Linked DNA regions of Homo sapiens: region 2 is linked to region 1. A link is a loop called in an ENCODE intact Hi-C map of the cell type or tissue named here. Cell type or tissue: HepG2. All regions are shown on one strand. Links, peaks and the distances in the headings refer to the core of each region. The heading gives the core; the rest is flanking DNA.

The links. A loop is a pair of places that touch in the nucleus more often than their neighbours do. Peaks named below come from ENCODE experiments on the same cell type or tissue, not always from the same donor. Only the 100,000 strongest peaks of a DNase experiment are listed, where the experiment ranks them.
Region 2: a loop joins it to region 1, with 10 times the contacts of the local background. A loop is called at or near these places in 5 of 110 quality-filtered maps.

The regions. Positions count from the first base shown.
Region 1 is chr1:29,192,953-29,201,278 of GRCh38, reverse strand. It overlaps MECR (mitochondrial trans-2-enoyl-CoA reductase), which reads left to right. Exons shown (of 10, transcript NM_016011.5): 7 at 690-763; 8 at 5,021-5,081; 9 at 5,266-5,338; 10 at 7,100-8,326. The coding sequence ends at 7,257. Among named protein-coding and RNA genes, the nearest start is that of SRSF4, 15 kb to the right of the region's middle. RefSeq lists an enhancer at 2,502-3,002. In HepG2, for the core only: a CTCF peak has its summit at 3,576 (motif pointing right); a DNase peak (open chromatin) is centred at 3,578.
Region 2 is chr1:29,141,874-29,150,199 of GRCh38, reverse strand. SRSF4 (serine and arginine rich splicing factor 4) reads left to right here. Exons shown (of 6, transcript NM_005626.5): 5 at 8-97; 6 at 974-2,457. The coding sequence ends at 1,790. Among named protein-coding and RNA genes, the nearest start is that of TMEM200B, 22 kb to the right of the region's middle. In HepG2, for the core only: no CTCF peak of the experiment used is centred there; a DNase peak (open chromatin) is centred at 4,019.

The DNA.
Region 1 (8,326 bases), core at 327-8,326:
AGCAGTAGATCAGCATATATAATATCAGCTGAGTCAAAGAACTGAAAAGGGGGGCACACAGGGAGCTGAAACCCACCAAACTGCATGCAGATGCCCTTTGCCTATTCTTTCCCAGAGAAGATGAGTTCTGCCAGGTCCTAAAATGGACAACAGGATTAAGTTGCTACAGAAAAGGCCCTTCTTGGCTGGATGAGGTGACTCATGCCTGTAATCCCAGCACTTCGGGAGGCCAAGGCAGGCGGATTGCTTGAGTCTGAGAGTTTGAGACTAGCCTGAGCAACATAGTGAGACCTCTGTCTCTACAAAAAAACATTTTTTTTTAATTATCTGGTCATCATGATACTCATCTGCAGTCCCAGCTACTTGGGAGGCTGAGGTGGGAGGATTGCTTGAGCCCAGGAGGGTAAGGTAGCAGTGAGCCATGATTGCACCACTGCACTCCAGCCTGGGTAACAGAGCGAGACCCTGTCTTAGAAAGAAAAAGAAAAAAGAAAGAAAAGACACTTCCTAAGCAGAGAAAAAGGTGAGTTCAAAGGCATAAACACACACACATATACATAAGTACGTGCACGCAAACAAAGGCATAAACATCTCATTTACTCCCTCCTTTTAACACAGCACTTGGGCAAGCTTCAGACCCCATATGTAGAGCGGGGATGCTCCCTCACTGCACTTTTGTTGTTTTCCAGGACATGCCCCAGCCACGGCTTGCTCTCAACTGTGTTGGTGGGAAAAGCTCCACAGAGCTGCTGCGGCAGTTAGCGTAAGTCCCTTGGGCCTGCAGGTCCAGCTCGCCAGAGCTCTCCAGGTCTTTAGCTGGGAGGACCATCAAGTGACTGAGTCCCATCGCCAGTTCGAGCCAAGTCCAGGTCAGCACAATGTTGAGTGGAAACTAGGACCAAAGTCATCCAGCTATTTGGGCACTGGTTTCTCAGCCTTCCCCTTTGCAGATGACCAAAATTTTGGCCTATCCAGCTTTATTTTTCCAAGGGACCCCAGAAGTAGACTGCTAAGCTGCCTGCCATAGAGGAATAGTCAAGGATTTATAACCTAGGGATGTCTGAAAAAGTCACTTAGTCCTAACTTATTTAACCTTTCAAAATTTGTATTAGCTTTTAAAATAGATTCTAATTTTAAAGGTAACATTATGCTTATTACAAAACATTTTGAAAACATGTAAAAGTGCAAAGGAAAACTTAAGCATAAAAGTTTCCTGTTGGCTGGGCACTGTGGCTCATGCCTATAATCCCAGTAATTTGGGAGGCCAAGGAGGAAGCATCACTTGAGGCCAGGAGTTCGAGACCAGCCTGGGTAACATAGTGAGACCCCATCACTACAAAAAAAAAAATTAATTTTTTTTTTAAGTTACCTGGCCAGGCATAGTGGTTCATGCTTGTAATCCCAACAAGACAGGCAGATCACTTGAGGCCAGGAGTTTAAGACCAGCCTGGCCAACATGGCAAAACTCCATCTCTACTAAAAATACAAAAAGACTAGCCAGGTGTGGTGGCAGGCACCTGTAATCCCAGCTACTTGGGAGGCTGAGTCACGAGAATCATTTGAATCCAGGAGGTGGAGGTTGCAGTGAGCCGAGATCACACCACTCTACTCCAGCCTGGGTGACAAAGGGAGATTCCATCTCAAAAAAGAAAAAAAAAAGTTACCTATCACCCCACTACCAAGGGGGATAAGCCCTGTTGACAATATTAATGCATGTCCTTCCATTCTTCTTTCCCTTAATATAAGCTTCTAGGCCGGGCGCAGTGGCTCAAGCCTATAATCCCAGCACTTTGGGAGGCTGAGGCGGGCAGATCACGAGATCAGGAGATCGAGACCATCCTGGCTAACACGGTGAAACCCCGTGTCTACTAAAAATACAAAAAATTAGCCAGGTGTGGTGGCGGGCACCTGTAGTCCCAGCTGCTCAGGAGTCTGAGGCAGGAGAATGGCGTGAACCCCGGAGGCAGAGCTTGCGGTGGGCCGAGATTGCGCCACTGCACTCCAGCCTGGGCGACAGAGGGAGACTCCGTCTCAAAAAATAAAAATAAAAGCTTCTTGAGCTAGAGTGTGTGTAAAAAGACACTTCCTAATTAAAGCAGGAACCCCCTCAATAGTACGGATTCAGCTAGCGCATACTTGCTGAGCACTTACTAGCTACCAGGTACAGAGAGGGCTGCGACACTGATGTGCCCTCTGAGAATTCACAGGCTTGATGAGCAGGTGAGTCACGTGGCCAGAGCACTGTGGTGAGTATTCACCATGCACCAGACTGTGTGCAGCGCTTGACTTACCCTTCCCACAACCACCTAGACAGGGGGTGCAGTTCTAACCTCTGTTTTATACTTTTAAACAATGAGGCCCAGGCCGGGCGCAGTGGCTCATGCCTGTAAACCTAGCACTTTGGGAGGCCGAGGCAAGTGGATCACCTGAGGTCAAAAATTCGAGACCATCCTGGCCAACATGGTGAAACCTCGTCTCTACTAAAAATACAAAAATTAGCCAGGCATGGTCGTGGGTGCCTGTAATCCCAGCTACTTGGGAGGCTAAGGCAGGAGAATTGCTTGAACCCAGGAGGTAGAGGTTGCAGTGAGCCAAGATCGTGCCATTGCACTCCAGCCTGGGCTTCAGAGAAACAGTGTGTCTCAAAAACAAACAAACAAAAAAAAACAAGGCCCAAAGAGGTCAAGTACCTGTCCCAAAGTCTAGGCAGCAGGAGAGCCAGGCTTGACCCCACATTTGAGCACACCGCTTCAGCCCTATACCTGACAGACAACCCCTGCGGCAGACCTCAATCCCAATGTCATTGCAGGGGGAAGCGTTGTTACGGGTGTAGGCACTGGAGCCAGAATGGCTGGGTTCAAGCCCCTGCTCTGTGACTTACTAGCTGTGGGCCTGTGGAAAGTTAGGCAATACGTGAAAAACAATCCAGGCCTCCGTCTCTTCATCTGTAAAATGGGGGTTATATAAACCCTCTGCCTCTGAAGGGTGGTCTAACACGGGTCCCCAGCCCCCAGGCCGCAGACCAGTACCAGTTCGTGGCCTGTTAGGAACCAGGTCACGCAGCAGGAGGTGAGCGGTGGGTGAGCGAGCATGGCCACCTGAGCTCCGCCTCCTGACAGATCAGTGGCAGCATTCGATTCTCATGGGCATGTGAACCCTATTGTGAAGCACGCAGGGAAGGGATCTAGGTCCCATGCTCCTTATGAGAATCTAATGCCTGAGAATCTGAGGCGGAACAGTTTCATCCCAAAACCATCTCCCCCACTCCAGTCCATGGAAAAATTGTCTTCCATGAAACCGGTCCTGGTGCCAACAAGGTTAGGGACCGCTGGTCTAAAGGACACTGGGCGATATACAAATTGCTGTACAAATGACGGATGGACTTCAGCTTTCTCATCTCTAAAACAAGGTTGTTACGAGGATTCCCTGAGGCAGTGCATGCAAAATGCTTAGAACTGTGCCTGGCACATAGTAGAAGCCTGGTAAGTGTCAGCTAGTCTGATTAGATGAAGTGCAGCAGGGATACAGAAGAGAGAGGGCTTGGCTCCCAGGAGCTACTTTCTACAGCAGGTGGCAGTCAAGGGGCACTTAAGACCAAACTACCCAGCAGCCTCAGGGACAGAAGTACCTGCCCTAGGACAGCAGCTCCTTCCATTTGGTAGTTTTGAAAGTCTACCTTGTGTTGTCCCCAAATGTGCCTGAGGTCATCCTTAATCAACAGACTCCTAGAAGAGCCAGGGAGTGGGGAGGTGAACATAGGTTAAGTCAAGTGAACTCCAGGCTTATTCACTTAAAAATTATGTTAGCCTCAATCCTGTATGTCAGCTGACATGGGGGTGTGGGTGTCAGACAGCAGGTACTGAGAAGGCACCTCCTGCAGTGAGAAGATGCTTGTCATTGTTCCCTGCACCGTCCACATCATTCCTTATCTGTAGAGCTGTTTCCTCACGTTGATTCTTAGAATGAGCACTGGCAGATGAAGAGATGAGGTCTGGGCCATTTTCACTGCATCACCCTAGGTCGGACACCTGTAAGTGAGAGCAGAGCCAAGGCTGAACTCAGGCCTCGAGCTCATCTGGGGAGAGCATGTTTCTTTTCAGCACTTAATCAAAGCCTGACTGGATGGGTTAGATCAGTGGATTCCCAATCCTGGCTAAACATACAAGTCATCCAGAGCGGGTGTGTGTGTGTGTTTAATATACATTCTCGTCTCCTGATTCATTGAGTCTGGGATTGGACCTAGGAATCTGGTTTCTTGGTTGTTTTGTTTTGTGTTGAGATGGTCTCACTGTGTTGCCTAGGCTGGAATGCAGCAGTGCAATCTCAGCTCACTGCAGCCTCAACCTCCCAGGCTCAAGTGATCTTCCCACCTCAGCCTCCTGAGTGGGGCCACAGGCATGTATCACCGTGCCCAGCTAATTTTTTTTTATTATTATTTATAGACACAGGGTCTCACTATGTTGCCCAGGCTGGTCTCAAACTCCTGGGCTCAGGCAATCCTCTCACCTTGGCCTCCCAAAGTGCTGGTATTACAGGTGTGAGCTGCCATCCCCAGCATGCATTTATTTATTCATTCATTCATTTATTTTCTGAGACAGGGTCTCACTCTGTTGCCCAGACTGGAGTGCAGTAGTGCGATCAGGGCTCACTGCAACCTCAATTTCATGGCCTCAGGTGATTCTCCCACCTCAGCCTCCTGAGAAGCTGGGACTACAGGCATGCCGCCTTGCCCAGCTAATTTTCTGTACTTTTTTTGTAGAGATGGGGTCTCCTTTTGTTGCCCAAGCTGGTCTTGAACTCCTGGGCTCAAGTGATCCACCTGCCTCAGCCTCCCAAAGTGCTGGGATTATAGGCATGAGCCACTGCTCCCAGCTGGAATCTGTATTTTTCAACCTTTCCCAGAGATTCTGAGAGCAGGGTTTATAAAGGAACCAGGGTTGGAGTAGAAGCGCCATGGCAGGTTCAGGAAGGGCTCTGTCTCTGCCTTGCATCCACTCTTTGTTCTCTTTGGACTTTTCAGGCGTGGAGGAACCATGGTAACCTATGGGGGGATGGCCAAGCAGCCCGTCGTAGCCTCTGTGGTAAGCTGGGTGCAGAGGGAGGCATGCCTGGAGCCGGGCCAGACACCTCAGCCAGGCCACATCCCCTGGCACGACAGCTGTCTAAGCTTAGGCAATGCCCCGTTCCTGGAGGGGAGTCTGTACCCTTAAGCGGTACCTGAAGTTCTTGCCCTCAGAGCCCAGCATGTCCTTCCTGTGTCTGCAGAGCCTGCTCATTTTTAAGGATCTCAAACTTCGAGGCTTTTGGTTGTCCCAGTGGAAGAAGGATCACAGTCCAGGTGAGTGCATGGCCCAGTGCCAAGAGTCACAGATGAGGGCAGTGCCTAAAAATGGCAGCAGAAATGACCAGCTATTCTGAGCCCTGGAGGGGTGATTGGGTCCCCAGCCCCACAGAAGGATCAAAGAGAATAGCCTTAGTCCAGCTACAGTCAGCAAACAGTTATTGGACTAAACTGGGTTAGTCTTAGGGGCGCAGAACAAGACAGACACTGCCCCCGTCCTGAAGAGCTGACAGTGGGGAAAGATGGATAGCCAAACAGAGAGAATAGACTCTGGAGCCAGCCTGCCTGGGTTCAAATTCTGCTTCCACACTACTGGATAGAGGTTCTGCCTAGCCAGCAGTGGGACCTTGAGCAAGTTACTTAATCTCTGCCTCAGTTTAAATGTCCTAAGTTTAAACTCTTGTTAGCCGTGTTTGACAGAGGAGGAAATTGAGGTTCAGAGTGGTTAAGTAGCGTGCCCAAAGTCACCTCCCTGCAGGGAGGTATGAGGCACGATGTAAACAGATCATCTCCCTGTTCATCTCCTGGAGGACTGGCTCCCCAGAGCGGGATCTCCAAACTCAGGACAAAGAATAACATGGAGTTATCCAAGTGAAGGGGAGGAAGGTGGTGGCATGAAGGCAGTGTTTCAGGCAGAAAATATCGAAAATCACACGTGCAACTAGGCACTGAAGCGGTTCCGAGCGACCTGGAGCACTAGATCTGAGCTGGGGCTGGAAAATTGGGTGAGTGGGTTGTGACCAGGTTACAGAGGCCTTATAAACCTGATTAAGGCATTCAGACTCATGGGTTTTTTTGCTGTTTTGGGGGGTTATTTTTTTTGAAACAAGGTATCGCTCTGTTGCCCTGGCTGGAGTGCAGTGGTGTGGTCACAGATCACTACAGACTCAACCTCCTCGGTTCAGGTGATCCTCCCACCTCAGCCTCCCAAGTAGCTAGGACCACAGGCACACGCCACCACATCCAGCTAGTTTTTGTATTTTTAGTAGAAATGGGGTTTCATCATGTTGCCCAGGCTGGTCTCAAACTCCTGGGCTCAAGTGATCCACCCACCTCAGCCTCCAAGAGTGCTGGGATTACAGGCGTGAGGCACCACACCCAGACAAGACTCACGCTTAAAGGCAACTGAGGAGCCAGTATAGATGACTAGATTTGAAGGCTGAATGAATTTATGTCTATGGAAAAACACTTCTCAGCCGAGGCCTTCACTTCTCAACTTCCTGTACCATATAGGGTCCTTCGCAGGAGGCAGGCCCAGGAAGGGGATGTTGGTGGCGTCCGGTCGTGGGGTTCTAAGGGAGTCCTGGGCTCTCAGGGAGAGCTCCATTTCCTGAGCAGAGCTCAACTGTTCCACATCACTTGGCGTGCCAGGCATACCCACTCCCTCTCTGGGCCTCCTCTGGCCTCCCTGCCTCCGCCATCCTTTTCCTCCCACCATTCAGTGCTCCTGTCTCCACTGTGGCCAGGTTCTGTGAGTCTGTGCCATCTTAGCCACCACTCTGAAGGGTGGTCTCTGCCTGTCTGCCCCTCAGCCCCTAGAGCCGCTCCTATGTTCCCCTCTCCCCACCTTGACCTCACTGTCCTAAAGACAGGCAGGGACCAGGCTGCCTCCACAGCCACCCTATCCTTGGCACAGCCAGGACTCTCAAGGCTTTATTGGAGCTTGGTGCCAGCTCCTGCCCATAGGGCAGCCCCGTGCCACATCTCACCAAGCCCCAGCTGCTGTTCTCTTGTCTGATTTCCTCCAACCTCCCGCAGACCAGTTCAAGGAGCTGATCCTCACACTGTGCGATCTCATCCGCCGAGGCCAGCTCACAGCCCCTGCCTGCTCCCAGGTCCCGCTGCAGGACTACCAGTCTGCCTTGGAAGCCTCCATGAAGCCCTTCATATCTTCAAAGCAGATTCTCACCATGTGATCATCCCAAAAGAGCTGGAGTGACATGGGAGGGGAGGCGGATCTGAGGGGCTGGGTGCAGGCCCCTCAGTTGGGGCTCCCACCTTCCCCAGACTACTGTTCTCCTCACTGCCTCTTCCTATTAGGAGGATGGTGAAGCCAGCCACGGTTTTCCCCAGGGCCAGCCTTAAGGTATCTAATAAAGTCTGAACTCTCCCTTCCAAAAAGTAGAAGTCATCCCTGTCGAGAAGGACCAACACTGTGCACTGGTCAGCTCACAGCACCAAGAGGCCCCCTTCCTGCTTTTCTGTCATGTGTTCCCCCAGTAATCATTTTCTGACCACCCTGAAAGCAAAGCCTGGGTGGGTACTGGCAGTGCAAAGGCCAGTAGGCCACCATCCCTGGCCCCAAGCTGCACAAGCCCACAGACGAGGGTCCTGTAGAACAAACGCTTTGATGTGCTTCTCAGGTAGCCTGCGGCCCAGTCCAGGGCTTGGGGAGGATCAGCTGCATGGAAGAGTGAATGCCAGGCTGAGGTCATCAGGGCCCTGAGGAACTTGGACGTGGGGTCTTCACTCTCATGGAACTGCCCTTCTAACTGGAGACATAGACAATATACCAGTGGTTCTCAACCAGAGGCAATTTTACCCCCAGGAGACATTTGACAATGTCTGGGGATATTTCTGGCTATCACAGCTTATGAAGGAGGTTGCTACTGGCATCTAGCAGGCAGAGTGAGTGCTGCTGTTAAACCCACCACAGGACACAGAACAGTCTACTGCAACAAAGAATTACCCAAGGCCTGGCGCGGTGGCTCACACCTGTAATCCCAGCACTTTGGGAAGCCAAGGCAAGCGGATCACTTGAGCCCAGGAGTTCAAGGTCAACCTAGGTAACGTGGTGAAACACCATCTCTACAAAAAATACAAACATTAGCCAGGTATGGTGCTGTGCACCTGTAGTCCCAGCTACTCGGGAGGTTGAGGTGGGAGGATCACCTGAGCCTGGGAGGTCTAGACTGCAGTGAGCCATGATCATGCCACTGCATTCCAGCCTAGGCAACAGAGCAAGACCCTATATCAAAAAAAAAA
Region 2 (8,326 bases), core at 89-8,088, 51 kb after region 1:
CCCCTAGGTCTCGCTCTCGAAGCAGACATTCCCGTAAGAGCAGAAGCCGAAGTGGCAGCAGCAAAAGCAGTCATTCTAAGAGTAGATCTCGGTCCAGGTATGTCTTCCATGTTATAAGTAGAGGTGGTCAGCAGGGAATGCCTGTACCCTGTCTCACTTTTTTTTCTTTTTTTTTTCAAAGAGACACTCTGTCACCCAAGCTGGAGTCCAGTGGTACAGTCATGGCTCACTGCAGCCTCACCTCACTGGGCTCAAGCAAGCTTCCACCTCAGCCTCCCAAGTAGCTGGGACTACAGGCACATACTACCACACCCAGCTAATTTTTTAATTTTTTTTAGAGACAGGGTCTCACTATGTTGCCCAGGCTAATCTTAAACTCATGACCTCAAATAGTCCTCCCAGACTACTGCGATTACAGACATGAGCCACTGTGCCCAGCCTCACTTGGATTTCAATCATGTGACCAGTCTTCCTGCTTTTCCAGCTTCTTTTTCTTTTTTTTTTTTTTTTTCCCCCCTCAAGACAGAGTCTCGCTCTGTCGCCCAATCTGGAGTGCAGTGGCGCGATCTCGGCTCACTGCAACCTCTGCCTCACGGGTTCAAGCGATTCTCCTGCCTCAGCCTCCTGAGTAGCTCGGTTTACAGGCGTGTGCCAGCATGCCTGGCTAATTTTTGGTATTTTTAGTAGAGACGGGGCTTCACCATGTTGGCCAGGCTGGCTCTTGAACTCCTGACCTCGCGATCCGCCTGCCTTGGCCTCTCAAAGTGCTGGGATTATGGGCATGAGCCGCCGCACCTGGCCAGTTTTTCCAGCTTCTGATTGGCATTGTGAGGGTTCAGAAAACAATCCTCAGCCAGTGCCAGCCATGCTTTATATTGGGGGGTGTAACTCCACATGTATGCCCTTTGGTCTTTTTATCTCCTGATTAGCATGAAGTCACATGTGACACAAACAGTATCCCATGTCTCCTCAGGTCGGGCTCCCGCTCCCGGAGCAAGAGCCGGAGCCGGAGCCAGAGTCGGAGCCGGAGCAAGAAAGAGAAAAGCAGGAGCCCCAGCAAGGAAAAGAGCCGCAGCCGCAGCCATAGCGCTGGCAAGAGCCGCAGCAAGAGCAAAGACCAAGCTGAAGAGAAGATCCAAAACAATGACAATGTCGGGAAACCCAAGAGCCGGAGTCCTAGCAGGCATAAAAGTAAGAGCAAAAGTCGGAGCAGGAGTCAGGAGAGGAGAGTGGAGGAGGAGAAGCGAGGGAGTGTGAGCAGGGGCAGGAGCCAGGAGAAGAGCCTCCGCCAGAGTCGGAGCCGGAGCAGGAGCAAAGGGGGCAGCAGGAGCCGGAGCAGGAGCCGCAGCAAGAGCAAGGACAAGAGGAAGGGCAGGAAGAGAAGCAGAGAGGAGAGCCGCAGTCGCAGTCGCAGCCGCAGCAAGAGTGAGAGGAGCAGAAAGCGAGGCAGCAAGCGAGACAGCAAGGCGGGCAGCAGCAAGAAGAAGAAGAAGGAAGACACTGACCGCTCCCAGTCCAGATCTCCATCCCGCTCCGTGTCAAAGGAGCGGGAACATGCCAAGTCTGAATCCAGCCAGAGGGAAGGTCGAGGAGAGAGTGAGAATGCTGGCACCAATCAGGAGACCCGGTCCAGGTCGAGATCCAATTCCAAATCGAAACCAAACCTTCCATCAGAATCACGCTCCAGATCAAAGTCAGCTTCAAAAACCCGATCTCGGTCCAAGTCTAGATCCAGGTCTGCTTCCAGATCGCCCTCCCGATCTAGATCTAGGTCCCACTCAAGGTCCTAACTGGCTATGGCCACAGCTGGAACTACCCGAGAAGTCTTTTGTACATGTTTGGTAGCCGTAGCACAAGTGATTGGAGTAGAACATGTCACTGCTGTACATTTTTAACTCCCCTAATGGTGTGTCTATAATTGTTAAATCTAAGTGCTTCCTCTCAGTAAAGCCTCCTGGCACCAGGCCTTCCTGCTCGACTGAAAAAAATTTTCTCTTTGAAAATCCCCTTTTACTCATGGCCCACAGTAGAATATCCAAAACGCCTTGGCTTTCAGGCCTGGCCTTTCCTACAGGGAGCTCAGTAACCTGGACGGCTCTAAGGCTGGAATGACCACATAGGTAGGTATGGTGAGTTCAACCATTTTTGCTCTTGAATTGATGCCCTTCGATGTATGCCATTTAGTGAAAGTGCTAAGTCTTAAGTTTCCTACCACTTTGGTTTCATATTTTTGGACTTAACAAAGTTGTGAATAGCACAGTCGAGGAAAATTGATACCTGCAGTAACCCATAGGAAATAAACTGTAGAGTTCCATATTCTGGTATTGTGATTATATTGTTTTATATTAAAAAAGAAAAGAAAAGAATTTTTTTTAATTTTATTTTTCCCCGTCTTGCAAAGTATAGTGACCCCTGTTTCCATTAAATTTGAATAAAGACTATTTTTGCTTGACAAAATTTCATGGTGTTTGAATTGAAGTTGTACTTTCTGATATATCTTGATATGTCTTTTCTTAGCATAAAAAGTTCATGTGTAGGCCGGGCACGGTGGCTCACGCCCGTAATCCCAACAGTTTGTGAGGCTTAGGCAGACGGATCACAATGTCAGGAGTTCGAGACCAGCCTGACCAACATGGTGAAACCCCGTCTCTACTGAAAATACAAAAATTAGCCAGGCATGGTGGTACACGCCAGTAATCCCAGCTACTCAGGAGAATGAGGCAGGAGAATCGCTTGAACCCCGAGGGGTGGAGGTTACAGTGAGCTGAGATCACGCCACTGTACTCCAGCCTGGGCGACAGAGCGAGACTCCGTCTCAAAAAAAAAAAAAAAAAAAGTTCATGTGTAATGACTGTTTTGTTCCTTGGGATCACCCATCTTAGGGAACCAACACGTTCCTAAAGGATTTTTCTCACCAACAGAATAAAGGCAGGTTTCCGAGGAATTTATCATCCTTTCTCTTAAGAAACGTATGGCCAGGCTGATGAAGAATGAATCAGTTTGGAAACTTGGAGCATTACCAGATGAGTTGTTCATGAATATAGAGTTCTGTGCTGTTTGTCGAAATTGCCATGAATCTGCGGTATCATGATCTCATCACATTAAGATCTGAACTAATCAAAAACCAGGGGGAAAAAACTATACTGGACTTTTTTTTTTTTTTTTTTCCTGAGACAGTTTTGCTCTTGTTGCCCAGGCTGGAGTGCAGTGGTGCAGTCTCAGCTCACTACAGTCTCCACCAACCAGGTTCAAGTGATTCTCCTGTCAGCCTCCCAAGTAGTTGGGATCATAGGTACATGCCACCACTTCCGGCTAATTTTTGTATTTTTAGTAGAGACGGGGTTTCATCATATTGGTCAGGCTGGTCTCGAACTCCTGACCTGAGGTGATCTGCCCACCTCAGCCTCCCAAAGTGTTGGGATTACGGACATGAGCCACCGCGCCTGGCCTACTGGATAACTTTTGTCCTAATTATTCTTCCACTGCTTGTTTGGCCTAGCTCTCTAGGAGGTACCAGAAGTACAGTGGTTCCAATCTGGTCTCAGCCCTTGAGGGACTGTTGAGGGGCATCACAGCAGGGAGGATGCTTGAGGGCTTTCATTACATGCTGCAGCAAAATCTTGGGAAAGGAGATTCACTTGACTGCTGCCTGTGAATTTGTTGGGGGCTGTCCCTAGGCTTAAAACAACTGTCCTGTTGCTTCCTATAGACCAAAATCTTCGAATGCATTGGAAATACGAAAGTAGAGTGTCTCTTGCCCTCCTGGAGTTTGTGATCTAGTTGCTAGTGATGAAGGCAAAGTGGATATTCAGAGAACAGAGTCAGAACTTCATCTGGGATCAGAGGTAGCACTTAAGCTGAACCTTTTGGGGATGTAGGGTGGGACGCATTCCTATTGAAAGCCTGTGAGCATGGCTTTCATGGAGTTGGGAAAGCACAGGGTACTGTGCCCAGGAAACGTGGAGTTTGATACTGGAGAGTTAGAGTTTAACAAAATGGATTGTGTCATAGAGGGCCATGGATACCAGGAAGAGGAATTTGACCTTTATCCTGTAAGCACTGGGTAACATTGAAGGTATTTGAATAGGAGGGTGCGGGGAGTAGGGTTATGCTTCTAGACCTGACAGCATTGTGAAGGATTGGATGCAGGGAACCCAATAGTTCAGGGCATGCAACCCCAGATGATACGGGGCCTGCTTGATCAAAGCCATGATAGGAGGGAGCAGAAGAGGCAAGATTAGCAAGACTTGGCAAATGTCCTGGCAAAGGAGCTATCGGAAGCAGTCACAGAATGATGAGGCATCATCTGAGGAATGGGGAAGATGACAGGGGAAATTAGTTGAGTTTTGAAAACGTGTAATTTCAGAAACAGACGAGGCAGCCAAACCAAGGAACCTCACTCAGTTTCTGGAGAGTTTCCCAAACCTTTTTCTGGGCCCATTCTCGTGTCATCATGACAAGGTGATGAACCTAACCAGTAAAATTCCCACTGCCTCAGAGGATCTCATGCTGGTCTCCAGTGATGACGATAATTTATTATTCCGATTTTATCCCTATAAGGATAGGGATGTTTGTTGCGGCATTTTGTTTCTTTCAGGTTTTTTTTGTTTGTTTTGTTTTGAGATGGAGTCTGGCACTGTCACCAGGCTGGAGTGCAGTGGCACGATCTCAGCTCACTGCAACCTCTGCCTCCTGGGATCAAGCGACTCTCCTGTCAGCCTCCTGAGTAGCTGGGACTACAGGCACGTGCCACCACGCCCAGCTAATTTTTGTATTTTTAGTAGAGATGGGGTTTCACCATTGTTGGACAGGCAGATCTCGATCTCTTGACCTCGTGATCTGCCCGCCTCAGCCTCCCAAAGTGCTGGGATTACAGGCATGAGCCACCGCGCCCGGCACGCCCGGCTAATTTTTGTACTTTTAGTAGAGACAGGGTTTCACCATGTTGGTCAGGCTGGTCGCGAACTCCTGACCTGGTGATCTGCCTGCCTCGGCCTCCCAAAGTGTTGGGATTACAGGCGTGAGCAGCCGCATCAGGCATGTTTATGTAATTTAATAAACTTGCCAGGCCCGGTGTCTCACACCTGTAATCCCAGCACTTTGGGAGGCCGAGGCAGGCGGATCAGGAGGTCAGGAGATAGACACCATCCTGGCTAACATGGTGAAACCCCGTCTCTACTAAAAATACAAAAAATTAGCTGGGTGTGGTGATGGGCGCCTGTAGTCCCAGCTACTCAGGAGGCTGAGGCAGGAGAATGGCGTGAACCCGGGAGGCAGAGCTTGCAGTGAGCCCAGATCGCACCACTGCACTCTGGCCTGGGCGACAGAGCGAGACTCTGTCTCAAAAAAAAAAAAATATTGAAAATTTAATAAACTCGATATCATGAGCATTAAATGTTTAAGGCACATGGATTCTAACCAAATAAGTTCAGCACTGTGTTAATAGTGGCAAGGAAATTCCATGTGTACACAGACAGGACCATTGGTCATGTTTTTCCCAGCAATTTTTGAATGCTTTTGTGTTGGATTCTGAATGAAAAGAGGATAAATCAACAAGAAAGATGGAAACTCTCATCTATTGAATTCTGAATGTGCACTGGAGAAAGAACACTGGGTATTTTCATGTTCATTTTTCATTTTGTTTTCACAGCTTCTTGTGTTCACTATTGCTGGGCCCAATTGCAAATGAGACTAGTATGATGTCCCACCCCCCCGCCCCACCTTATATTTACATTTGGAGTGCCTTCTGCGTAGGCCAAGCACTGTTCTAGCCTCTGGGGATAAAGTATGAACAGCAAGGCTCCCCTCCCATGGAATGTATGTGTTACTTGTAGGACTGGTGTCACAGGGATTAGTCCATGATGATCTCAGTACTGAACACCTGTGAACCAGATAGTGCTTGGTGAGCATCAGTCAGTGCTCACTGTGTAGCAAATCATTCCAAGGGACTCTCCTGCCACCTCTTAGCCATTCACAGTCCAATGAAAGGCCTTGGGTAACCAAAAGGAAGACCCTAAATTTGATTCATTTGCCTACCAGCACCTACTATGAGCGAGTTGCTTTTATCTACATTACATTATCCCATTTTAAAAGATGAAGACCAAAGCTCAGAAGTGGAGTGATTTGGGGCCAGGCGCGGTGGCTCACACCTGTAATCTCAGCACTTTGGAAGGCCGAGGCGGAAGGATCACAAGGTCAAGACATCGAGAGCAACCTGGCTAACACGGTGAAACCCCGTCTCCACTAAAAATACAAAAAAATTAGCCGGGCGTGGTGGCGGGCACCTGTAGTCCCAGCTACTCGGGAGGCTGAGGCAGGAGAAAGGCGTGAACCCAGAAGGCGGAGCTTGCAGTGAGCTGAGATGGCACCCATCATGCACTCCAGCCTGGGCGACAGAGCAAGACTCCGTCTCAAAAAAAAAAAAAAAAGAAGTGATTTGGTCGGGCATGGTGGCTCACGCCTGTAATCTCAGCACTTTGGGAGGCCAAGGAAGGTGGATCACCTGAGGTCAGGAGTTCAAGACCAGCTTGGCCAACATGGTGAAACCCTGTCTACTAAAAATACAAAAATTAGCTGGGCATGGTGCGGGGTGCCTGTAATCCCAGCTACTCGGGAAGCTGAAGCAGGATAATCATTTGAATCCGGGAAGTGGAGGTTGCAGTAAGCTGAAATCCCGCCATTGCACTCCAGCTTGGGCAACAAGAGTGAAACTCCCTCTCAAAAAAAACAAAAAGTGGCCGGGTGCAGTGGCTCATGCCTGTAATCCCAACACTTTGGGAAGCCAAGGCAGGCAGATCACCTGCGGTCAGGAGTTCGTGACCAGCCTGACCAACATGGAGAAACCCCGTCTCTACTAGAAATACAAAATTAGCCAGGCATGGTGGCACATGCCTGTAATCCCAGCTACTCGGGATGCTGAGACAGGAGAACAGCTTGAACCCGGGAGGTGGAGGTTGCGGTGAGCCAAGTTCACACCATTGCACTCCAGCTGGGCAATAAGAGAAACTCCATCTCAAAGAAAAAAAATGAAATTATTTAATCAATGTAGCACCGCTAGTGACAATGTGGGATACATCTCTAGATTTTTCTGATTCTCTCCTAAAATGTCATTATTTGTGATAGTTACAGGAAGACATTTGAAGTCTTACAAGTGAGTTAATAACAGCTAAGATTTGAACCCAGATTGAAGTCAAGGCAGGATTTCTACAGGACAGAGTCTGCTTTCTTCAAGAAAAATATCTTCAAGTTGCTGCAGAACAATGCCACTAGCCCACTGCTGTAAGTATGTTTTAATTGTTACATCATCATCTGATCAAGACTCAAAGGTCTGCCTGGGAGTACCGGAAGAGTGAAGAGAAGGAGGTTGGCTCAATTTAATTTCCTCAGTGGAAAACGATGCATTAATACTGCACTGTTTGTGTGAAAATGTACACAATAGGAAATTTCCCAAAAATAGGAAGCAGCCAGAGAAATACAAAAGTCCACTATAATCTACCCTTTTGGGTGCTCAAAATCTACACATACCCTTCTCCCCATAATTATCCACCTGGCCCCCAAAATGCAAGACAAAAAGAGGAACAAAGAACAATGAAAACAGTAACAAATGTAAATATTAGGCTATTTCTTTCATGGCTAAATGTCAATGGCCTAAATAAAAGACTGTCAGAGTAGGGTTTGTTTTTTGTTTGTTTGTTTGTTTTTATGAGTTGGAGCCTTGCTCTGTCGCTCCCAGCCTGCAGTGCAGTGGCAGGATCTCGGCTCACTGCAACCTCCGCCTCCTGGATTCAAGCAATTCTCTTGCCTCAGCCTCCCAAGTAGCTGGGATTACAGAGGCCTGCCAACATGCCCAGCTAATTTTTTTGTATTTTTAGTAGAGACGGGGTTTCACCAGGTTGGTCAGGCTGGTCTCGAACCCTGACCTCAGCTAATCCGCCTGCCTCGGCCTCCCAAAGCGCTGGGATTACTGCTGTGGGCCACCGTGCCTGGCTAGAGTAGATTTTGATAAGCAAGACCCGGCGTGGCGTGGTGGCTCAAACCTGTAATCCCAACACTTTGGGAGGCTGAGATGGGCAGATCATGAGGTCAGGAGATCAAGACCATCCTGGCTAACACGGTGAAACCCCGTCTCTACTAGAAACACAAAAAATTAGCTGGGCATGGTGGCCTGAAGGTTTTACTTTTAAAAAGTAAAAACCCACTTGTACACAGACATGGACCGAAAGTAAGGGGCTAGAGAAAGACATACCATGAAGATAATCAAAAGAAACTTGGAAGGGCCTGGGGCGCGGTGACTCACGCCTGTAATCCCAGCACTTTGGGAGGCTGA